Linked DNA regions of Mus musculus: region 1 is linked to region 2. The links are chromatin loops, found by intact Hi-C in ENCODE. Cell type or tissue: heart. All regions are shown on one strand. Each heading gives the region's core, and the rest is flanking DNA. Links, peaks and the distances in the headings are about the cores only. Region 1 holds the start of Icam2 (intercellular adhesion molecule 2). Region 2 holds the start of Cyb561 (cytochrome b-561).

What was found. Peaks named below come from ENCODE experiments on the same cell type or tissue, not always from the same donor. Only the 100,000 strongest peaks of a DNase experiment are listed, where the experiment ranks them.
Region 1: a loop joins it to region 2, with 4 times the contacts of the local background. A loop is called at or near these places in 2 of 42 quality-filtered maps.

Annotation. Positions count from the first base shown.
Region 1 is chr11:106,377,928-106,389,348 of GRCm38, reverse strand. Icam2 (intercellular adhesion molecule 2) reads left to right here and starts at 6,568. Exons shown (of 4, transcript NM_010494.2): 1 at 6,568-6,919; 2 at 8,410-8,682; 3 at 10,386-10,703; 4 at 11,355-11,421. The coding sequence starts at 6,865. In heart, for the core only: CTCF peaks have their summits at 7,291 (motif pointing right) and 8,140 (motif pointing left); DNase peaks (open chromatin) are centred at 5,778, 6,618 and 7,248; H3K4me3 peaks cover 2,770 bases; H3K27ac peaks cover 2,412 bases.
Region 2 is chr11:105,938,880-105,950,447 of GRCm38, reverse strand. Cyb561 (cytochrome b-561) reads left to right here and starts at 5,961. Exons shown (of 6, transcript NM_007805.5): 1 at 5,961-6,337. In heart, for the core only: a CTCF peak has its summit at 5,986; DNase peaks (open chromatin) are centred at 5,527, 5,927, 6,747, 7,137 and 2 weaker places; H3K4me3 peaks cover 2,378 bases; H3K27ac peaks cover 1,568 bases; H3K27me3 peaks cover 5,648 bases.

The DNA.
Region 1 (11,421 bases), core at 3,422-11,421, 440 kb before region 2:
TGCACGGTTCTGTAGTATTATATAATCGCACCTTTCTGCAGTGGCTGAAGCATTCATGGATAGGGGTCCGCCACATTTCCAGCTGGGACGCAAAGAGGAAGGAACATAGTCCCACGATGTCTTTCAAAGATGGTCCCTGAGTGACTTACAGATCTCCCAGAGGTCCTTACTCTCTTTTAAAGAATTTTAGGTCATGAGTTCAGGGTTCTTTCAGGCAATGGCCACTTGGCGCTGTTGTTCCTGGGCAGTGGACACATAGAACATTGTGGCAGGGAGCGGGGGGGGGGGGGGGGGGCAGGGGGTTGAAATACTTACTTTGTGGTAGCCAGAGAGCAGAGAGAAAGACAAATTGAAAACTGGAATTTGAACCAACAAGGTAGCTCAGCAAAAAACGGTGTATATGGAACCCGATGACCAGAGTTCAATCCTCAGGACCCACATGGTAAGAGAGAGCTAACGTGTTCTCTGCGTCTCGTGGCACACATATCTGCACTCATGAACGTGTGCACACTAAATAAATATGCGCACTAATAAGTTTTTGTAAAAAAGACAATGGGGGTGTGTGTGATGGAGAGATGGCTAAGAGCACTGACTGCTCTTCCGAAGGTCCTGAGTTCAAATCCCAGCAACCACATGGTGACTCACAGCCATCCGTAATGAGATTTGACGCCTTCTTCTGTTGTGCCTGAAGACAGCTACAGTGTACTTATATATAATAATAAATAAATCTTTTTAAAAAAAGCTAAAAAGACAATGGGAATTTGCATACTACATCATAGCAACAATATTTACAACAGCTAGAAAGTGCAAGTATCACAGGGGTCCAGCTGTGGACAGGGAACTGATAAACAAAAATGTGGTGGTCACTGTATCCAATGAAGCCGTCCTCAGCCTTAGAAAAGGATGTTCTGCCACATGGCTGAACCCTGAAGATGCTGAATACATGAAGCCATCACAGAAGGACCTAGAGAAGTCAACCGAAGAGTTGGGTGTGGTGGCTCATGCCTGTAACCCTAGCTAGCCCTCAAAAGGCTGAGGCTGGAAAACTGAATTTGGGGCTAGCCTGGTCTATGTGATGAGGATCCTGCCCTCCCCCAAGAAAACCCACAAAGTGATAGATTTTCTTAGGTATATTTTAGGACAGTGTGTAGTAAAAACCGGTAGTAGAGCTAAAGTCATGTTAATTTGGTGTAGAAACCACAGCACAGGAAACACGTGACTCCTGAGAGAGTTAACAGTTCAACTGGTAGAAACTTACACACACAACCACATTGCGGCAGGATCCCCAATTGCCAGCACGCGGTAAGTCACAGCATCTGGCTTTCCCCAGTTCCCCTCCCAGGAGCCCAGCAGCAGGGAACTTTTGGCCTCTTGAGTGTTAAGTAAGCCTGAATTCTGATCTCTTCTTCTCAGTGGAGCACCTCCCTAAAAGTTTCTAAACATTTGTTTTTCTGGTCCCCAGCCCACCATCTCTGCCCCGCCTTAGTGACTGTTTCCTGTTTTGTTTTCTTCCCTCCCTTCCTGCTCTGGGTGGCATCCCTTTAGGTTACAGATTTAGAAACATAGCCCTAGCTGACCTGGAACACACAGAGCAACCCCTGATTCTGTCTCCCTAGTGTTGGGATTAAAGTCATACAGATTTCATAACCCCAGGTCCACATGGGCGTGAGAAGGGACAGACCCCTTTTCTCAAGTGGTTCTCATCTTGAGACCAATGCCAGTTAGAGACAGGGGACCCATCAAAGCTATGGCCCACATTCCCACCAAGCCTCCTCTTTCCCTGCAGACCTTCAGGAATTTTCCTTTCCTCTTCGTCTTCATTCTGTAAAATTGAACCCATACTGTATAAGAAGGTGTCGGTGAGATATCTGTCACCATAGTGCACAGTGATGTAATGGTTGTGGGTGAAATGTCACTAAGACTTTCATGGACTGTAGCCAAGGGCTTCACACCGATGCCCAAGATTCCTGAAATAATGACATGGAGACAGAATTATATATGAATAAAAGCTTAGGCGTAAGCTCAGCCTATTCCCCAACGAGCATATATCTCAATTACCTGTTTGCTCTGTTCTATGAACGGCTTGTTGCCTCTCTTTATCGTTACAGGGCAATCTCCCTCACCTCTGACTCTATCCCAGAAAGCCTCTCTCTCTACCGGAGCTCCCACCTCCCTATTTCCTGCCTAAGCTCATAGGCCAATGGTCTTTTATTGACAGGTGAATCTTCCACACATTGCACCAAAGATTCCCCCTACAGTGGACTTCACCCCTAAGGGGCCACCCTCTTTCCCCCTACTTGCTAGAATTTTGTGTTAGTTTTTCTTTGAGGTCCTTGGTCATTCAAACACGCTTATTTTTATTTTATGAAACAGTTACATGGTGCCTAGCATTCTAAATCCCTTAAAACATCAACTCACTTGAGCCAGATGTGGTGGCAGCTGCCTGCACTCCTTGTATTTGCATGATGAAGACAGAAGGAACAGGAGTTTGAAGGCCAGCCTTAGCTCTAGATCAAATTTGAGGTCAGCCTGGGCTACAGAGGACTCTGTCTAGAGAGGGAAGATTAACTCTTTAAATTCACACAACAGTTCTGTGAAGGAGATACTACCATTAATCCCATTTTACAGGTGAGGGGTCGGACACATCAAGAGATTGAAAGATTTGTCCAAGGTCACACAGACTGTAGTAAGTGAATGTATATGTTTCCTGAGTCTCAGCACAAAAGTTCTTTTAGGGCATGTCTGTATCTGATAGGAGGACTGTGTGTGGAGAGATAGCTCCGTGGTGCTTTCTTAACCTCTGCCAACTTAATAGTTTTCATTTTAATTTCCTGGCTACTGTTGAGTTAAAAGTAATGTCCTCTTTCCTTGGAAATTGTTTTGTGGATTTGATGCACTCAGCTATCAATGACTTAATTTGTTTGGTTATTTTTCGGTGCTGGGAATGGAACCTAGGACCTGTGCGTACCAGGGAAGCACTCTACGCACTGAGCTACATCCCTGGCCCCTATTGTTTACGACTGACAGTTTTGAAGTCTTGCCTAATACCTTACCTCAACGACATAATATTCCCTTACATTTTCTGGTCAATGTCTATGACGTTTTCCTTCACATATGAGTACTTAATGTGAATGGAATTGAGTTCTCCATTGATGTGATGTAAGGATGCCCCGCCCCCTCCCTTTCCCATCTAGTTAATCAGTTGGCCCAGTCTCACATATCAGACCTTTCTTCTAACCCAGCCTTCCAGTGTCACCATGGTCTGATTTAGTCACAGATGTGTTTCTAGGGTCTAGAAACTAGGACTCATTAGTTGATCTGACACTCGTATTAATATTTTATATTAAATCTCAATATTCAAAGAGCAAATTTCCCCTCTTCTCCTTCCTGTGTGCCCTGAATCTTTTATTCCTTCACAAACACTTCATGACCAGCCTTCTGTTTCCATAAACAACCGTATTGGGATTCACTGGGATTTCACTGAATCTGTATATCAGTTGGGAAAGAAATGATCTTTCTTGTGTATTTCATTACATTTTATTTCAGGGGCACATAAGTGCCACAGCCCTCATAGAGAAGACAGAGGGCTTGTGAGGGTCAGTTGTCACATGGGGGTCCCAGGGGTCAAGCTCAAGTCACCAGACTTGGTGGCTAGAGCCTTTACCCTCTCAGTGAGCTGTCCCAGGAGCCCCTCAGACTTTTTATTTCTTCTCAAATTAAGTCTGTAAAGCTAATTTTTCTGGAATTTTGTTTCCTTTGTTCCATATTTTATGGCATACATTATTTATAGCTTTTACCTTTTCTTATTGGGTAGAGGGGTTGACAGTAGCCCAAACTAGCTTCAAATTTGCCATCCACCTGTCTCAGCCATCCAAGTGGTGCTGGGATTATACAACTGGGTCAGCACACCTGGCTGGCTTGCTCGCTCATTCATTCATTCTTTCTTTTTTTTTTTTTTTTTTTTTTGAGACAGGGTTTCTCTCTGTAGCCCTGGCTATTCTGGAACTCACTCTAACCATGCTGGCCTTGAACTCAAGACATCCATCTACCTCTGCCTCCCAAATACTGAGATCAAAGGCATGCACTACCACAGCCCAGGTTTATTTTTATTCTATTTGGTTTTATCTCATTCATTTGTTTATGGGTTGGTTGGTTTTGTTTGTTTGTTTGTTTGTTTGGAGACAGGATTTCTTTGTGTGGCCCTGGCTGTCCTAGAACTTGCTCTGTTGACCAGGGTGGCCTCGAACTCAGAGATCTGCCTGCCTCTGCCTCCTAGGTACTGGGATTAAAGGTACGCAGGGCCATCGCCTGGCTTATTTTTCTTTTTTAGTGGTGGTACTATACATAAAAGGGATGCTCTGTGCCCATTCGTTTATTTATTTGCAGCCAATCACGTTCACATTGTTCTGCATGTTATATTTGGACCAATCTTACAAAATGAAGCTATCCCTAAGACACCTCCCACTTCCCTTCCCAGCCCCAGCAGCCCCCCTCTCCTTCTGGGGTGTGATCAGTCTCTATATAGCCCTCTCTATTTCCATGGTTGTTCTGATGATAGTTACTTGCTTTCTTTTTGAGCCCTGTCTGGAAGTTTCCTCTGGCCTTGCATGTCCCTCCCAAAGGTCTTGGGAGAACCTGATCCTCACAATGGCTTCCTTTGAGCTTTCTCAGCTACCATAGCTGCCTGCCACTCATAGGGACTTCACCTTTCCCACGGTATGTGACCTTGGTGGAGCCACTTAGCCTCTCTGTGCCTCAGTTTCTCCTTCTAGGAGATGAGAACAGTAGTCATAGTTGAGCTTGTAGAATTCAGGAGTAAGCAGGTCATATTTAGGGAGCGCATTGACAGTGACCAGCCTGACGTAGGTATAGTCACCTGCTCCAAGACAACACTCTCATCCATGACAGGCCACATGTACGTACAATAGAGGTCCCAGAAGATTACACTGGAGCTACAAAAGTCATACCACATAGAGGCCTTATAGCCATCACAGCCCGGTGACAACATTGAATGCATCACTCCCAGATTCTCCTGGTGGTGTTAGTGTGCTACTGTGGTGCAGCTGTGTTCAAGTATAACACGTCTAACTATGTACAGGACGGTAGTGTCCTGTACCGTCTAGGTTTGTGTGGACACACTGTGGTGCTCACACCACCTGATGACAAAGTTCTCTGAACGTGAACTGCAAAGCGAGCTCTAGGCCAGTGTGGACCACTTAGCGGGGTGGGAAAAACACCAAGAGTCTAGGGATGCAGCTCTTGGCATGTGTCTAGCATGCATGAAGCCGTAGCGACTCAGTCACCAACACCCCTCCAAAAATGAAAAGACAACTCCTTCCCTGCCTAAGTGGTGTCTGTTTGTCTGCCCATTTGTGTTGCTGTATTATTATCACATTATTATTTATTATTATTATTATTATTACCCAGAGAAGGCCAACCCCCACCTTATCACCCAAAACCCTTGAAGCCCTCCAGTCCCCTGTTCTCAGGACTCTATCAGCCTAATGTGTGATCAGATACTCCCACCCTCCCCCCACCCTTCCCCCACCCTCCCCCCACTCTACCCCACCCCACTTCTCCCTTCTCCCTCTTTTCTCTCCTTACCTGGTCTTCGCTTTCTGGTGGAATCTCAAAGCCCAACAGCCTCATGTGGGGACTTCCCTTGATCCAGGCTGATAACATCTGCACTAGATAGCTATATACAACAGCCACTACTCAGCACTGTGGGAAGGACAGGATGTCACAGGGTCACTGGCTGAGCCATTGAGGCTTCCTCTACTTGAAATCTGGAGGACACAATGGACTGGGAGCTGGTCCTGCAGGTGGCTTCCTGAGCTCCAATAATGAGCCCTCAAAACCCTGGGGCTTCCTTTGGATAGGCCCTTTCTGGGATTCTACCGAGAAAGCAAGGAGGCCTGCTTTTGCCCTGCCTATCCCCCAGGTTCTAAGACAGAACTAAGACAGTAAGGTTGACTAAATATGGTGAACACAGTGCCTCCTGGGAAGGCCGTGTATCCAAAGTTCTCTGCCTGTGGTGAAGTGTGCCCGGAAGGAAGGCTAGGAAGACCAAGGTCCTGCCTGAAGTAAGGAGATGCACAGGAAAGCACTAACTGACAAGGCCAGGAAAGAGTCTAGGGTTTGGGAATAGGTTGTAGGCACTGTTTCCTGACCTCCTGGGCCCCAGGAGACGACTGTGGGCTGCCCTTTTGCAATCTCTGAGCCCTGTGTTGGCTGAATTAGGGCTAGGCTTCTGCTGGAAACTAAATGAGACATTGAGACATGCAGATATACGCAGGGCATTAGCAAGAGATTACTATGTGACTGCGTTCTAACTTTGGATATCATCTTTCCAGAGATGACGCCAACCGAGGCCTGGTAGAATTCAGAGTTCCCCTGATCTGAATCTTGGAGACCTCACTCTGCCCAATGTACAGTTAAAGAAATTCCATGTACACTCCCCCCACCCACACACAAAACACGTAAGTGCATGCAAGCTTGCACACATTCATGCATGCACACACACTTCCTGCATGTGATTTCCCATTGCTTTCCTATCCCCGCACAGGGAGCATGCAACGTGAGAGAACCCTGTTACACCCCTGCTTATCTGCTGCTTCCTGGCTTCCTCTGCATGAATTCTTGAGGCCCTAAAGGCTTGGGAGCTGGTCTGTGCATATTGTTTCCTGATCTCAGATAATTAGAGGAAATGAGCTCACTGGCACAGAGGAGATTGTGGATTTCAGTTGGGAGCGCCAGGCTTCACTCCCCGACCTGTAGCAGACATCTCTCCCTAACCCTCCAGGCAGCCGTCAGCTGTGCCCCTGAAGCCCATAGACTCCACAGACCCCACAGACCCCACCTGAGATGTCTTCTTTTGCTTGCTGGAGCCTGTCTCTTCTTATCCTGTTCTACAGCCCAGGTAAGCCAGCTCCCAGGGGTTTCAGCACATGGCATCTTAGGGTGGGAAGTACTAATACTCCTCAGGCATCGGGGTGGGGGAAGGGGACATCCTGGCCACAGAGGCCTCTCCACCATAGGTAAAGAAGACTGTGTCAGCCTGGCTTTGGTTTCTCATGGCCCCAGGCTAAGGACTAGGATCAAGGCCTTTTGGATACTAGAGGGAACAAACTCAGAGATCTGGGAATGTCGATGAAACATTCATCAATGAATGTTGATGTGACAGGCTACCGACGTTGGGGGTGGTGGACAGTGGGTAAATGGGAGACTCCAGAAGGAATGCCAGGGGCTAAGCGGAGATGAGGCAGCATGCCAAAGGGGCCTAGTGGACAGCAGAGGGCAGCCGATGATACTGTGCTCACTGGCAGAACAAAATGAAAATGAAAGCTGTTTCAGTGGGTCAAGGAGACCTGGAAGGACACAGCCTCTACGTGCTGAGTGTCCTATGTCTTAGACAACCTGCCAAACGCTTCCAAGCCTAATTGCACTCAGGACCCAGGGGAGGGCACATGATCCCTTTTAACAAGTGAAGAAACTGAGGCTCACAGAAAGAATATATATAACCAACGTTGAAAGTTCAAGTCCAGCACTATCTACATGGAAAGCCCCTCCTTTGCCGCTGAATTGAATGTCACTAGCTGATGGCTGAGTGGGGAGGGAGAAAGACAAGCCATGTGTAGGGACCCTGCTAGCCAGGATCCAGGACCATCGTGGTCCTCACAGAGTGGAGGTGAATACCGAGGGCCCCATTGTCTTACACCAGGTACATCCCAAATGTCTGTCCTGCATAGAGCTGTGTAGTCACCATAAAGAGAAACATGGGAAACTCAGGCCCAGCCTAAATGTCCTGGCTCCAACGATGTCTACAGAGCATCAACATAAATTATGAGCTTTATGCAACAGGTCCTTTTGATGGTGGCCTGTTGCTTTTCTGGTCTTATTTCCACCATTCCTCTTCCTTGCTAAGGTTTGGTCATCTCCGTTCTCCATTGCTTCATGAACGCATGCTCCCGATGGCAGGTCTGCGAGCCAGCGGCTCCGTTTATCTGCAAGGTGCTCCCACAGCGCATGAAAGGTTCTCTACCTCCCTCTGTCTTTGCTTCAACATCTCTTATTAGCTACGTTATTAAAAATGGAGTCCCTCCACTACCTCTACTCTCTTTCCCTGGAGCTTTGCCGCCACCCAGAGGGCATCCTGTCAGTTTTCGATGGTGATGTGAGCTCAGAGTTTACCTCCATTCTCAGAGGTGTCTTCATGACAGAGGGAACATTGTACGGGAGCTTAAGGAAGCCGAAAGTAGGCTTGAGGAAGACTGACCTAGGGCTGACTGATAAAGGGACTGGAGGAAAGGGGCCAACCAAAGGTGACCTGTCTCCTTGGGCCACTGGTAATAGAGAGCCCCAAGGACAGGCATCAGAGACGTCTGCTGCCAAGTGCTTTTGGTTTTACAGGGTCTGGTGAGAAGGCCTTTGAGGTCTACATATGGTCCGAGAAGCAGATAGTAGAAGCCACAGAGTCTTGGAAAATCAACTGCAGCACCAACTGCGCAGCCCCAGACATGGGCGGCCTGGAGACGCCCACGAATAAAATAATGTTGGAAGAGCATCCTCAAGGGAAGTGGAAACAGTTCTTAGTCTCAAACGTCTCCAAAGACACGGTCTTCTTTTGCCATTTCACGTGTTCGGGAAAGCAGCACTCGGAGAGTCTCAACATCAGGGTGTACCGTGAGTGTCTATGCTGGGGGCTCTACTCCCCAGTACAGTGCCCATGTCTACTACTACTGCTACTGCTGCAACTACCGCTACTACCACCACCACTACCACCACCACCACCACCACTACTACTACTACACACTAACTGCTCAGTGACTTCTCCTGGGTCTTCTCATCATGGGATTCATCTCCTTTGGCTCCTGAGCTACAAGCAGGACAGACCTGCGGGCTCAGGACCTGCTTACAGCCCTGGTTGGACTCCATGAGTCCTCCTGTACCTCAGAAGCAAACTGTGCAGGTTGTGACCCTTGCTCCAAGAAGGTCAGTCCAGCCAAGGTTTGCACAGACCCTGATGTCACTTCCTACCCTAGTTCAGCCACCAGGGCACTCACTCCCTCACGAGCAGCAGCGAGTCAGTCAGGGGAGCTAGCCTTCTCTAGTAGCTCCCTCATTTCATGAGGAAAGTGGAGGTGCTGTGCAGCAGTATTCTCGTTGTTCTCTCCAAGGACCTGTGGCAAGTGTGTGAACCTTGCGTACACACCTGCCAGGGTAGGCCAGGATTCTCTCAGTGTCTTAGTGACATCAATGGGTCAAAGAATAGATGTCCTAGGTCCTAGGTGTGTAGGAGTGAGTGGAGGAGACGTGCTCTAATTTAGAAGGGAACTGGGGTACCACCGTAGCACTCATTCAGTCGATCTGGAATTATATTGGTCAATCTAACTGGAGAAACGAGGCAAACCTGACTCCTGTCCCAGCATCGTGAGGAAGCTCAGTCAGCAACCCACGTGCTTCCTTCCAGATGTTCACAGCACAGAAACCCAGCTGTTTAATTTGAAGTTTGTGTTTAGTATCTAGAGAGGATGGAAACAGGCCCCGACTTTCCTATTTGCTTGTTTGCTTGTTTGTTTGTTTTTGTTTTTGTTTTATTTTGGTTTGGGTTTTGCTTTTGGTTTTTTGAGACAGAGTTTCTCTGTATAGCCCTGGCTGTTCTGGAATTTACTTTGTAGATCAGGCTGGCCTTGAACTCAGAAATCTGCCTGCCTCTGCCTCCCAAGTGCTGGGACTAAAGGTGTGTGCTACCACTCCCTGGCCCCAGATAGTTTTTTAAATCCTTCTAGTTGGTTGTACCCTTCCTTCCTCCCTTCCTCCCTTCCTCCCTTCCTCCCTTCCTCCCTTCCTCCCTTCCTCCCTTCCTCCCTTCCTCCCTTCCTCCCTGTCTTTCTTTCTTTCTTTCTTTCTTTCTTTCTTTCTTTCTTTCTTTCTTTCTTTCTTTCTTTCTTTCTTTCTTTCTTTCTTTCAAAAGACTTACTTATTTTATATTGTGTACATTCAGAAGGGGGAAGCAGGTCCCATTACAGATGGTTGTGAGCCATCATGTGGTTGCTGGGAATTGAACTCAGGACCTCTGGAAGAGCAGTCAGTGCTCTTAACCACTGAGCCATCTCACCAGTCAGCCTGGCTGTACCATTTCCGCATCTTCTCTTTGTAGACCCCTTTTCTATTTTCCAAACCATGTCTGCAGAGCAGAGCTAGCACCCTGCACACCCTCTACCATACACCTCCTCTTCCTCCCTCTTCCACTGAGCAGGCCACGCTCACTTCCTCTTTCTCAAGTTTAGCTAGGGATTTGGGATACGAGGAGTGGGCCTTAGCCCGGCAGGACATGCAGGGACACAGTTCCATCCTGTCTGGCCTTCCTCCTTTGTCTCCTGCAGAGCCTCCAGCTCAAGTCACACTGAAGCTGCAGCCGCCTCGGGTGTTTGTGGGTGAAGACTTCACCATTGAGTGCACGGTGTCCCCTGTGCAGCCCCTTGAGAGGCTCACCCTCTCTCTGCTCCGTGGCAGAGAGACCCTGAAGAATCAGACCTTTGGGGGAGCAGAAACTGTCCCCCAAGAGGCCACAGCCACGTTCAACAGCACAGCTCTGAAAAAGGACGGTCTCAACTTTTCCTGCCAGGCTGAGCTGGATCTACGGCCCCATGGTGGGTATATCATCCGCAGCATCTCGGAGTACCAGATCCTTGAAGTCTATGGTAAGGAGACCCTATTGGCTGAGAGGGTTAGAGGTAGCACTTCTTGGCAACGTGGGGAAAGAAAACTCACGAGCCTCACTCCTAGGTAGTCTGATGTGTGCATATAATTCTGAGGGTTCCCTCTTATACCCTGATTCCCTGGCTCTCTCCAATTCCACGCTGAACCCTAACTTTTCCAGAAGCCAGAAGAGCTCAACCAGCTGGCTTGGCCATTACTGAGCTGTGTAGCCATGTGTGGCAGTGAGCTCTCTCTTTCTACAATGAGAAGGCTGGCTGGCCTGATCCCCAGGCTCCTCAGAGCACTGCTGTTCTGTGATTCTCTACAGCCAAAGCCTGTTGTCAGAGAGCTCACCTGAAGCTCACTCAGCTCTGCCTGAGAAAGGCATGGTCTAAACCTGACCATGACGTCCTCCAGGCCATGGTATCTGGATGCCATGGCACTGGTATCAGGGGCTGCTGGAAGAGAAGGGTGTCTGCGCTGCCTGATGGCTTAGAACATAGGCCACCTTCTTCTTAGATGTCACTCTGGAGGCAGACACTCGCTGCTACCGGGATGACTGTGGAATGTATGAGAGGTCATGGAGTGATGAGCAGACTCCCGGGGCCCTAGCATCTGACCATCTCTGAGACCACTGCCTTTTGCCTCCCCAGAGCCGATGCAGGACAACCAAATGGTCATCATCATCGTGGTGGTGTCAATACTGCTGTTCTTATTTGT
Region 2 (11,568 bases), core at 1,464-9,463:
AAAAATTCCTGAGCGGGCCGTGGTGGCGCACGCCTTTAATCCCAGCACTCGGGAGGCAGAGGCAGGCGGATTTCTGAGTTCGAGGCCCCAATTCCCTTGGGGCTGGGGAGATGGCTCCAAGGGCAGCAAACCTGAGGACCTAAGTTCAAATCCCAGAGCCTACATAAAAGCTGAGCGCAGAGGAGCTGAGCGCAGAGCCTCTGTGATCCCATCGCTTCTACAGGGGAGCTGAGAGGCAGCAATGGGAGAATCCCCAGGAGGGTCAGCCATACACACACTGTGGCAAAGCAACAAAGACGGCCTGTCTCACACTAGATGGAAGGCAAGAATGGCCTCTCTGCTTTTTGTCTCTATCTCTGTCTGTGATAGAGGCTGACAGCTGAGCCTAGCTGGAGCCAGGGCTCCAGGCTTAGAACCCTGATTGCACCATGATGGGCCAGTAGAGGCTCTTTCTTCCCCGTGGGGGAGGTGGTTGTTCTCAGTTCACCTGGAAGCATTGCTCTGTTCTAAAAAGCACCTCTAGAGGACGCTTTTGTGCAGGTGCCAGGCAAAAGTCCCAAGGCAAGGGGACAGTTGCAGCAACTACGATGGCTGGGCAAGAGACCAGGCCATGGCGTGCTCCTGGGGAGGCAGGTGGCAGGTGTATAAAGAGGGCAAAGGTCTGAGGGTTCCTGTGCCAGCCCCTTGGAAAGAGCAGGAAGGATGGAGGACCCCACAGGGGTGGCGAGGCCTAAGACAGATTTGCTTGGGGTAATTCCCTCAGCTTCTCACACTGCCTATGGCTTCCTTGGTAAGGGAGAGTCTGGGTCAAGGTACCTTCAGATGAAAGATTCTCTCTGATAGCGGTACTTGAGGCAATGGTTAAGAGGAGGAGGAAGGATGGTGGTGGGAGGGAGAGAACATGGCGAGGTCAAATCTTGGACTCAGGACAACAGGCCTTGGAGGGTCGACAGTGTGGCCACTGGAGGTGGGACCTGGCCCAGCCTCTCACTGCTACCTCATCACCTTCTGCTCTTCTAGACGTAGCTACAATCATGGTCAGGGAGGAGGTTGAGACAGAGCTCTGTCTGGGAATTACTGACTGGACTCCAGCCCACAGCCTGCAGGGGGACACAGCCCCAGGTCATGCTTGGTTCCACTCAAACAGGTCACCGAGTACCCCATGGTGTCCCCAGTGTACTGGCTAGTTTTGTGTCAACTCGACACAGGCTGGAGTTATCACAGAGAAAGGAAGTTCAGTTGGGGAAGTGCCTCCAGGAGATCCAGCTCTAAGGCATTTTTTCAATTAGTGATCAAGGGGGTAGGTCCCCATGTGGGTGGTGCCATCTCTGGGCTGGTAGTCTTCGTTCTATAAGAGAGCAGGCTGAGCAAGCCAGTAAGGAACATCCCTCCATGGCCTCTGCATCAGCTCCTGATTCCTGACCTGCTTGAGTTCCAGTCCCGACTTCCTTTACTGATGAACAGCAATGTGGAAGAGTAAGCTGAATAAACTTTTTCCTCCCCAACTTGCTTTTTGGTGATGATGTTTGTGCAGGAATAGAAACCCTAAGACACCCTGGGATGCAGAACTTGGCTGAGAACCAGGCCCTGCCCCGACAGCATCAGGGGCTTCAGGGACCAAGGTGGGAACTCCCAGAGGCTTTGGACAAAGTGCAGGAGTCCCTGCCCTGAGGTTTATGGTTGGTAGGTGTAGATGATCAGAAGGCTGGGACCAGCATCTCCTCCTTCCTACACGTGCTGACACTGTTGGAGGGTGTGACACCTCTGCACTCAGGGCTTTCTGCCTGGCTCCAGCTTCTGTGTTGCCTTTGCTGTTCTCACTGCAGGCCCTCAGTGCTTGATGCCTGCCTGGCTGGCTGGCTAGGGAAGGAAGCAGGGAGATGGGGGACCTGACTTGGGCACAAACCTCTCACTTCTTTCTTGGAGGGAAGGCTGCAGAGTGGGTGGTATCAGGCTGGCTGAGGCCCAGGGCTTCCTGTTAGCCCCATTACTAGCCACAGGAATGCCCGGGCTGGGTTACAGGGAGTCTGGCTAGGGCCCTGCCAATCACAGCCAATGTGGTTAGACACAGCTACACTTAATGGGTCTATGGTGATTGCCCTGGTGCCCTGCACATTGCAGTTGTGGGGAACCCAGTGTCTTAGTCAGGGTTTCTATTCCTGCACAAACATCACGACCAAGAAGCAAGTTGGAAAGGAAAGGGTTTATTCAGCTTACACTTCCATACTGCTGTTCATCACCAAGGAAGTCAGGACTGGAACTCAAGCAGGTCAGGAAGCAGGAGCTGATGCAGAGGCCATGGAGGGATGTTACTTACTGGCTTGCTTCCCCTGGCTTGCTCTTATAGAACCAAGACTACCAGCCCAGAGATGGTCCCACCCACAAGGGGCCTTTCCCCCTTGATCACTAATTGAGAAAATGCCCTACAGTTGTATCTCATGGAGACATTTCCTCAACTGAAGCTCCTTTCTCTGTGATAACTCCAGCTGTGTCAAGTTGACACAAAACTAGCCAGTACACCCAGGCACACAGTTTGTACCTTCAACCTCTGCTCTCTGATGAGCTGTTTATATGCCTGTCTCCCATCTCTGCATACTCAGCTAAGTTCTCCATCTAGGAGTGGCAGAGGGCAGGGCAGCAGGCAGATAGCCTCACACATGCCTGGCACACATCTCTCCTCAGCCCTTCCTGGGAATTCCCTTCCCCAGGCTCCTCACAGCCACAGTCCTACAGTCTCCTCAGACAGCCTTCCTTAGCGCTGGCCTTGGGACAGCCACCTCTGCTCTCTGGCTCCTGCTTTATAACCTTCTCGTGCTTGCTGTGTTGATGCGTGACACCTACGATTCATCCGATTAGGTTGGTGTGTAGACGTCCATCTGCCCACGCATGAATGTGTGTATATATGGCATTTGAAGTTTCCGTTCTGATCTTTGTTCTGTCCCACATCACTGGAGTTACATGGAAGCAGGGCCCTGTCTTACTGTCTTCTTTTCAGGGCCTAGAACAAAGCCTGGCACACAGCAGGTGCCCAGTGAACCCATTCCTGAAGGGAGGAAGAAGGGAGGAGAGGGGGAGGAGAACAGGAAGGAAAGAGTAGAGTGATCCCTGAAAGCATGGTCTCCCAGTGCTGTCACACTGAGGGACAGGAGTTAGACAGACTCCTCGGTAGGCAGTTAGAGAGAGGGGACATGTTTGGTAATAAAGATGGTGACCTGCCAAGGTGGCCAGCTTCTTCCTCACCCTCCAGACCCGAGACAAAAACCTGACAGCTTAAAACAAAGGCCCTGTGGGCATCTTCTCCCACCACCGGCCAACTGCTGATGGATTGGCCCAACAAGTTCAAGATGTGTTTACACAACAACTGTGGGCCAATCGGCAACCCTGTCTGTGTTCTGAACTGGCCAATCCTAACTTAGAGGAGGAACCCCAGCCCTGGAGAGGAGACTGGATTTTCTGGTTTCCAGAGTCTCTTCTCTGTTTGAAGCTCTTTTTCTCTGGGTGTTTGCTGTGTGTGCACGTGTTTCCACGGTCCCAATAAATCAAAAGAAAAAGCCTCAACCGCGGATGCTGACTGTCTGCTCCTGTTTTCGGAGTTCGAGATCTTCCCTGCCTTCTGGTTCTTTAACCGTCAGAGGAGCTGAACCTGATCAAGAGCCCTAGTTGGTAGATAACACCACCACTTCCTGCTCAAGGCTGGTTCCCCACAGGCCCTAGCCAGCGCGTGTCCTGCTCCTTCAGGGCCCAGCAGAGGAAAACCTCTGCCTGACGGCACACCTCGCCTGGTCTCCACATTTGAGTTCTGTAATTACAGTGTGCTGTTTGTCTAAGTCTTATTTTTCTCAGAATGGACCAACCTTGGGATCAACCATGGATGGGCAACAACTCAGTCTTTGATGTCCCGTGTCCCCTGCCCTTAGTGTTCCTGAGGTCTCAGGTGGCTGTCTTTACTGCTGGCTCTGGAAGCACTGTGGCTGGTGTCTTGCCTGGCTGCTGCTCTTGCCCCCATGGTGGGTTGTTCCAGTAGATGCTCTGATCCTTCCTGGGTCTCTGCTGTCTTGGTCACCTTCAGTGACCATGTATCTGGAAGATAAGCTTTTCTTCCATAGTGATTCATGGTTCTATTTTCAACTTGATCACAGTAACCATTATGTATATCCACAACCTGAAGGGACCTGAGGATGCTGCTGCCTCAGTCTCAGGGTGGTGGACACAGGACCTGCTTGCTGCTGCTGGTGGCCGTGGCTGCTGAGCTGAGAGCTCTCCAGGGGATATTGTAGGGCAGGGCCCAGTTTTTGGAACTGATATAAATTTGTTTGGCTCAGGCATGTGGATTCTTGTATCGCTTTTCACATTCCTCTGGACTCTAAGGACTCCAGAAACACTTGGGAGCTACACCTACACTAGGCTTCCCTGGTGAAATGAACAAAAAACTAAAAACTTACCTTCAAAGTAAAACCAGGCTGGGTGGTGGTAGCACACAACTTTAATTCCAGCACCCAGGAGGCAGAGGCAGGCAGGTCTCTGAATTTGAAGACAGCCTGGTCTACAGAGAGTGTGTTCCAGGACAGCCAGGGTTATACAGAGAAAAGTCAATACCTCTCACAGATGCACGTGTGTACACGTGTGCACGTACACACACACAAACACACACACACAAGACCTGGTTACATTTGAGAAACGCTTAGGATCTATTCATGCTAAATTTCTAAGATAGAAATGTAACTAGGAATCCTGGTTTTCCCCTCAGCTTTCTGCACTGGGTAGCCCTGGGGAGAAAGAATGTGCCAGGTGGGAGTGGGTCTGCCTTAGGTCTGGCGTCCTGGTTATGAGGACAAAATTTATTCTGCTCGGTGCCTTTTTTTGCTCCTTAAGGCCTTTCGCTCAGAGACCCCCTCCCTGCATCGTGAGTGTGTGTGAGTGTATGTGTGGTCGTCATAACTCTAGTCTTTCCCATACTGCCACACTGGCGGTCAGGAAATGCACTGTGAAGCAGTCAGCTTGGAGACTTGAAGGAATGAGGTAGGGGATGATCCAACAAAGGACTCTCCCAACAGGAGCCTCCCCGGGTCTTGGAAGGCACTTTAAGACCAACACTTAAACAAGATTCCATCCTGCCAAAATCGGTCCCTCCTTTTCCTCCCAGGAGCCCAAATATACCCAGCAAACAATGAGAAATGGCTCAGCGCCATGTTTAGTTTATAAGCATGTATTTATTGCCTGCACCACCAAGGAAGCTGTTGCTTACCTTAAAAAGCCCATTAGCTTCTGCCAGACGAAAAGTTACCATAAGGTAATTCCGGTTTTTGGTTCTCTCTCAACCGTACACTAGACAGCATACCCACCCTCTAAGAAGGAGCCCCCGCCCCAATTCTGGCTTCTACCAGTGGGCAGCTCCCAGCATGCTGAGGTGTTCCAGGGACTGCCTTCACAGTCATGCTTTGCCTCACAAGGTAAAATACCCCATTTCTCTCCTCCTCTCCGTGAGTCTGGCCAGGCATCCAACAGGAAAGAACCTTTTGTTCCCAGCTTGTAGGAAGTCTGAGCTAGGCTCTTATCTATTCGTAGCATTTCCTGGATAGCGGGCCAGGATCTGCTAAGCTCCCAGCCTTGGTCTTGGCAACAGTCTTAAGTACAGACCTTGGCATACACCAGGTCTAGGACTTAAATGAGAAGTTGGAAGGACACAATTTACCCTTAGATTGGTGTCTCTGTCTCTCTCTCTCTCTCTCTCTCTGTGTGTGTGTGTGTGTGTGTGTGTGTGTGTGTGTGTGTATCCTGGAGTGGAAAAAATGGGAGGCAAACTGTATCAACAACAGTGTCTATGTGGTCAATGTGGCTGGTGTGCAGATGCGGAAGGGCAGGGTTATTCCCAGCCTTCCAGTAAAGTGTAAAGTGCCATCTCCGCCCACGAGGGCTGGAAGAGGTGACCCTGGGTTCCCGGAGCTGAGCTTGGGCCCAGGCCAGGCCTGACACCTAGCGGCCTCCTGGGTTTGGGCGTGGAGAGTAGCGAGCGAGAAGCTAGAGACCGGGAACCCGGGCGCCGAACCCGCGCCGCTAACCTTCCCCGCACGCCGGTCCCGAGCCAGTCCGGAGCCAGTCCCGAAGCTGCTGGAGTTCGGGTCCTGAGTGCGGGTCGGTGTAGCCGAGGTGCCCTACCGAGTGCCGGCGCCTGGCGGGACTTCCGGCGCAGGTGACCGTCGCCTCCTCGCGCGCGCTACCGCTTCCCCGCCGCCGCCCCGTCTCCATGGCGACGCCGTCGCGCCGAGGCTCGTGGAACCTGCCGAGCGTCCGGGGCGCGGCGCGTGGACGCGCGCAGGCCTGGCGGCGGCGGGACAAGGTAGGCGACGGGGAGGTGGGGAGCCGAGTTCCGCGCGGAGGGGCGGAGGGGACTGTGGCCAGGTGAGGCAGGGCTTCGAGCCGCCCTTCCGCGCGCACCTGCCCGCACCGACCCGGCGCTGCCCGGCTTGTCCCCTGACGCGGGTGTTGTGCTGCTGGCACCCGGCAAGGCAGCCGGGGGAGCGCGGGCCGCGTCTGCCCGAGTTAGAATGGGGACTGCTGGTGACTTGAATTCAAGTCCAGGGGCCTGCGGCTGTACTGTAGAACAAAGTGGGTGGGAGTGGACCAATCTGCATTCGCCACGACTGAGCTCCCACTGTCCCCGCGGCCGGTCCCTGCGCTCAGGTGCGGGCCTGGTGGATCCTCTTTCTCTTCTTCCGCATCCCACCGTCCTCGGGCAGGATAACTAGTTCCTATCCTGGCAGAACGCCTGGCTTCGTGCTTTGGCCTTGGAAGTGACTCAGGGGCGGAACTTCTCGGAGAGAGGGATCTGCTGCCGCCTCTGACTCCTGGAGTGGTAGCCAGGCCACCTCCCCCTTTCCGGTCACTTCTCTTCTTACCCTTACCACCTTTCCACAGGCGCTGCAGCACCACAAGTCACAGACACTTTTGGTTGCCCTTCCTTTTTTTGTCTTGGCAATTTTCTTTAAGAAAAGCCCCATCTCCGATACCTGAGTTCTGTCCGCTTCTTAACAAAACAAAAAGCAAAGTGTTCTCACCTCCCTTAGATACCTTGATTGCTCCTCAGCACTTGGATCTGGGAGGAAAATACTGGACTGCTCCAACCCCACCCCTTGTAGGAGGAGCTCCTGGAACCAGAAGTAGAGTTGCACACAGATGCCCTGCCCTGCCATTGTCCCTGGGTAGGCAGAGCCCAGGTTTCTTGAACTTACAGACATCTGAATGCTGGGATTAAAGGCCATGCCAGGCCTTGCGTTCCATTTTCTAATCGCCTCACAATTAATTAGAGTACAAGTGGGAATATGAAATTTCAGACATTAAAATTACCACCTAGGTCACTTGTGGTGACAAGAGGCTGTGTTCCTAGAATGTGGGAGCCTGATGCAGGGAGACTGAACGTTTAAAGCCAGCAGACCTACAGAGGGAGATCTTGGTCTAACGCCCCCTCCCCCGCAACAAGAACTAAAGGCAGACTGTTTGACAGTCTTCCTCGCTCTAGAAGTTTGTACTCTATAGGGGGAATGAATGGGTTGGTGGTGGGGCAGGAGGGATCTGGTCATCTTCATGGGTCCGTTGACGTCACTATGACGTTTAGGAGATGTTATTTTTGTTCAACTGCTGTTTGCTTAGGTCCTAGCTAGGTGGCAGGCACTGTGCTAAGCACTTGTGCATATTTTTTTTTTCCATTTAAGTTGTCCGAAGTCCAATGAGGTAGGTCTTAAGGTCCCCACTCCACCCCGCTCTCCTCCTCCCCGACCCCACAGTTGAGGAGGCCAGCTTGGAGAATGGACAAGGCCTCCCTGATGGCACACAGTAGGAAACAGTGGAACACACAAATGCTCCCATGCCTTAGGTGGTTGGCATTCATGGGAGCCCTTCCTCCATAAAAATAAATAATGATATTTTTCAAATTTCCCTGGTGTAAAGACAACATACAGACTGGATTAAAAACATAAACCATTTCAACCCCTAAAGTTCAGCTCTTCCATTCTGAAATGAAGCAGGCTCTTTTATTTTTAACTCTTGGCAAGTTCTGGTGCAGAGGCACACCTGATGCTGACCCTCCTTCCTTCCTGGCGCATCCTGGGTGCCCCGTGCTACCGCTCAGCTTCTTTTTGCCTTTTGTCTCATCGTGTCTTAGGATCTTACCCATCAAGGAAAGCTCTAGTCCCTTCCCCCACTGCAGTCTTTCCTAACTCAGTTAAAGCCTGCTGCTGATGGGGAGGGCTGTGGCCAAGCCAGGTTTGCTGCTTCCCTGTGCTCTGCTCTGCCTCCTGGGCTGTTCAGCATGTGCATCTGGTACCAGTAATGAGGTTAGGCCTGGTTGCCTTTTAATAAAACACAGTGGGCTTGGAGAAGGAGCGTGGTGCTCTGCACAGGTCGAGCCCCGAGGGTAGCCATGTCCCCGTGTGATTACATTAAGTGGGAGCCAGTCTGCAGGTGGCCTGTGGAGATTGGGGGTGTATCTGTTTGAACTGTCACAGCCCAGAGATCTGTCACCCCACCCTGAACTGAAAGGAAGGAGAGTAGCCATGTAAGGGGCCACACAAGCACCAGTTCCTTGCAAAGCTCTGAACTATAGTGCGATGTGTCAAGAGGCTGAGGCAGGGGGATATCTAGTTAGAAGCCAGCCTGGGTTACACTGTGAGATCATGTTTTGAGAGAAAGGAGAGGGAGGGAAAAGGAGAGAGAACACAGATCTGTGGGGGCAGAGGAAACCCAGGGTCAGGAGTGACCATTTCCAGCCTGAGGGGTGATGAGCTACTGTTGTGCTCTGGAAACACAGAGGCGAGAAGAGCCTACAGAGAGAGCAGAGCCAGGGGCTGCGATGCAAACACATGCTTACACGGGAGCAATCCACAAGTCCTCTAAAGCTCGCGGATACAGGCTTGCTATGGGTTGAGCAGCTCTGTCCAGAGCCTTGGGGGCATCCATGCCCCCCTCCTGCCTCTTACATCACCTTGTAGCCTTACCTTCAAAGGGTGTATTTCCTGAGGCCAGTCTGGCTCACTCTGTCCCCAGGCTGGCGTCCTCGCTTGTCTGGGTGTCCTACCTGAGAGTAGATGGGAAATGAAGATGCTGCCTCTCCCTCCCTCCCCTGGAACCTTTTTCTCCAGAGAGCTGCAGGCAGCCCCTGTGCCTGGCGCTCGGGCAGTGCTGGGGATGAGCAGGGGCCAGGGAGATTCTCCTATTTATCTGGGGCCACTAAAGCTTTGACTGGCTTAAGTGTTTGGAACGTGTGACAGTGCCACCTTAGTTACTGGGCATTAGGAAGTTCAGAGTCACACTGCTAGCAGGAGACTCAGAGGAGAGAGCCCAAAGGTGCCCATCTCCTGTTCTGGTGGGGAGGGCCATGCAGGGATGGCTTGGGTTTTTATTGTCCACTCCCTACCCCCCACCTTTGGCAGAGCTGGAGACTGAATTTAGGCCTTGAGTATGCCTGGCAAGTGCTCTGCCCTCTATGGCCCTTGTTGTAACATCAGCTACTATTAATATTTGTCTGAAAGCCCCTGCCGGCAGGGCCCACATCTTTTCTGTGGAGTTCTAGCATTTAACATTGCCCGCTATAAGGAGCAGCAGCCAGAGTAGCAGCTATTTGCTGATGGTAACTTTGGGCATGTCCTTTAGTTACTGTCTTTGAGCCCTAACTTTAGTTATTGTCTCTGTGCCCTAATTTTCCCATCAGTCACATTAGGGTAGCACGCTTGTTATGCCCACAGTATTGTTGAGGGTTAAACAGAGAGGGTACAAAGTGCTTGGTTCAGGGTGTGGGGTTCACTGGCTGTTGGGTCTCCACCCTGCTGGTGCATACGAGCCCGTCTCACTCACTCTGGGGTGGGTGCAGGGAGCACTTAGACATTTGCTTCATAGGGAATTCCAGAAGGAATTTTCAGTGGGATGGTAAAGCCATCCTCTCACTCACTCCCTTGTGAAGAGACTTTCTCTAGGGTTTCTGCCCATTTCGAGAGAAGACTGACTGGGACAGAAAAAGCAGGCCGTGGCTGGTCAAGTGCCTGACCCCTGCATCCCAGACCTGCCCTTTGTATTCCAGGAGGTCTGAAGAAGGCTGCTCTTGCTCTTCTTTCTGATGGGGAGCTAATCAGATTCTGTCGTGCTTCGGGCTCTAAAGAGATGAATCCAATAAGGGAGGAGTGACCTGGAGAGGAGGAGGAGGCAGGACAGAAGACTACAGGGGCACAGCATTCTTTCTCTGTTGGATACCCGAGAGTCTCGGAGAAGGGTGAAGTGACCTTCTTGCCTTTAAGGAGCAGGGCAGGAGACATTTCCCTCGAGAGCATCGTGGGACTAATCTAGAGCAGAACCCAAGAGGGTAAGGAAGTTTTGGGGGAGCCTTGAGGACAGAGGAGGGGGTGGAGCTGCACTTGGGGACAAAGTAGTGAGCAAGGTGCCATTGCCCTGGGGTGAATCTGGGAGGCAGTGTAGGCGGCAGGGAGCAGAGGAGGAGGCTGGGCAACACTAGGAGGACCGCAATAACAGCAGGTGTGTTGTTACTGCAGGGGCGGTGAAGCCCCCACATGGACCTGGTGGGAACATAGTGGGGCTGCAGAAAGATAATTTAGGATGGTGTGGCAGCTGGGGTGATATGACTTACAAAGCTAGGCGTGTCCAGGTGTGTCAGGCAGATTGACTAGGGAGAGGCTAGCGTGGTCTGGTATGGCTGCAGAGATGGCCGAGAGGAAAGGGATAACAGAGACCAGGGAGCCCCTGCGGCGCTGTGTAACCTTCAGTGGACTCCCTGGGCAGGAGCAGAGCAGTCCATGGTTATCTGGGATGTTGTGAGGAGAGGACGCTGATCTTGGATGAGGCTGAAATGTCCGTGGGGTGGGACTCGGAGGGAGGACAGACCTGGCATGGGATTTTGCAGTCACATTGGGAACAGACAAGGATAGCAGCAAGAATTCAGAAACAGGAGTTTACTCTTGGCCAGGGCTTCAGAAAGAATTCCCACACGACAGGGGTAGCATGAAAGAAAATGTCAAGAATTTGAGAAAGGGGCTAGCCTGGGTTCATACCAGCCTCCGAGTAGTGCGTATTCCGTGAATGTCGAGAACCAGTCTCCTGAATATTCAGGGTAGGACGGCAGAGCCCGCTGGCAGGAGGTCGGGGCTCAGCTAGAGACCTACAGTGCAGTAGTGTGGAGTTACTGAACCGCTGAGGCAGAAGTGTGTTGATGTACGTGCTAGGCCTGCGCGTGAGGATGGGTTAGCAGATGCATGGGGCTGTTTCTACAAAAAAAAAAAAAAAAAAAAAAAAAAAAGTATGTGGCTGTCAGACAGAACCCGCGAGGATGCGGAGGGCTTGCTTTGTCTGTTTTCGGAGAGTGTATTATTAACTGCCTTGGTCCTCTTTTCAAATGGAGGCGTTGCTGTCAGAGAATTGGGAGGTGGAGCTGGAGCTGATCAACTGGAGGAGCTGGGGACGCAGGCCCAAGCACAGCTGGGCCAGCACGGGCTCTAGCTAGGGTGGGGAAGTGGCTGCCACAGCTCCTGTTGGCTGCTGCGTGCATCTTCTGGTGCTCACTGCTGCTGG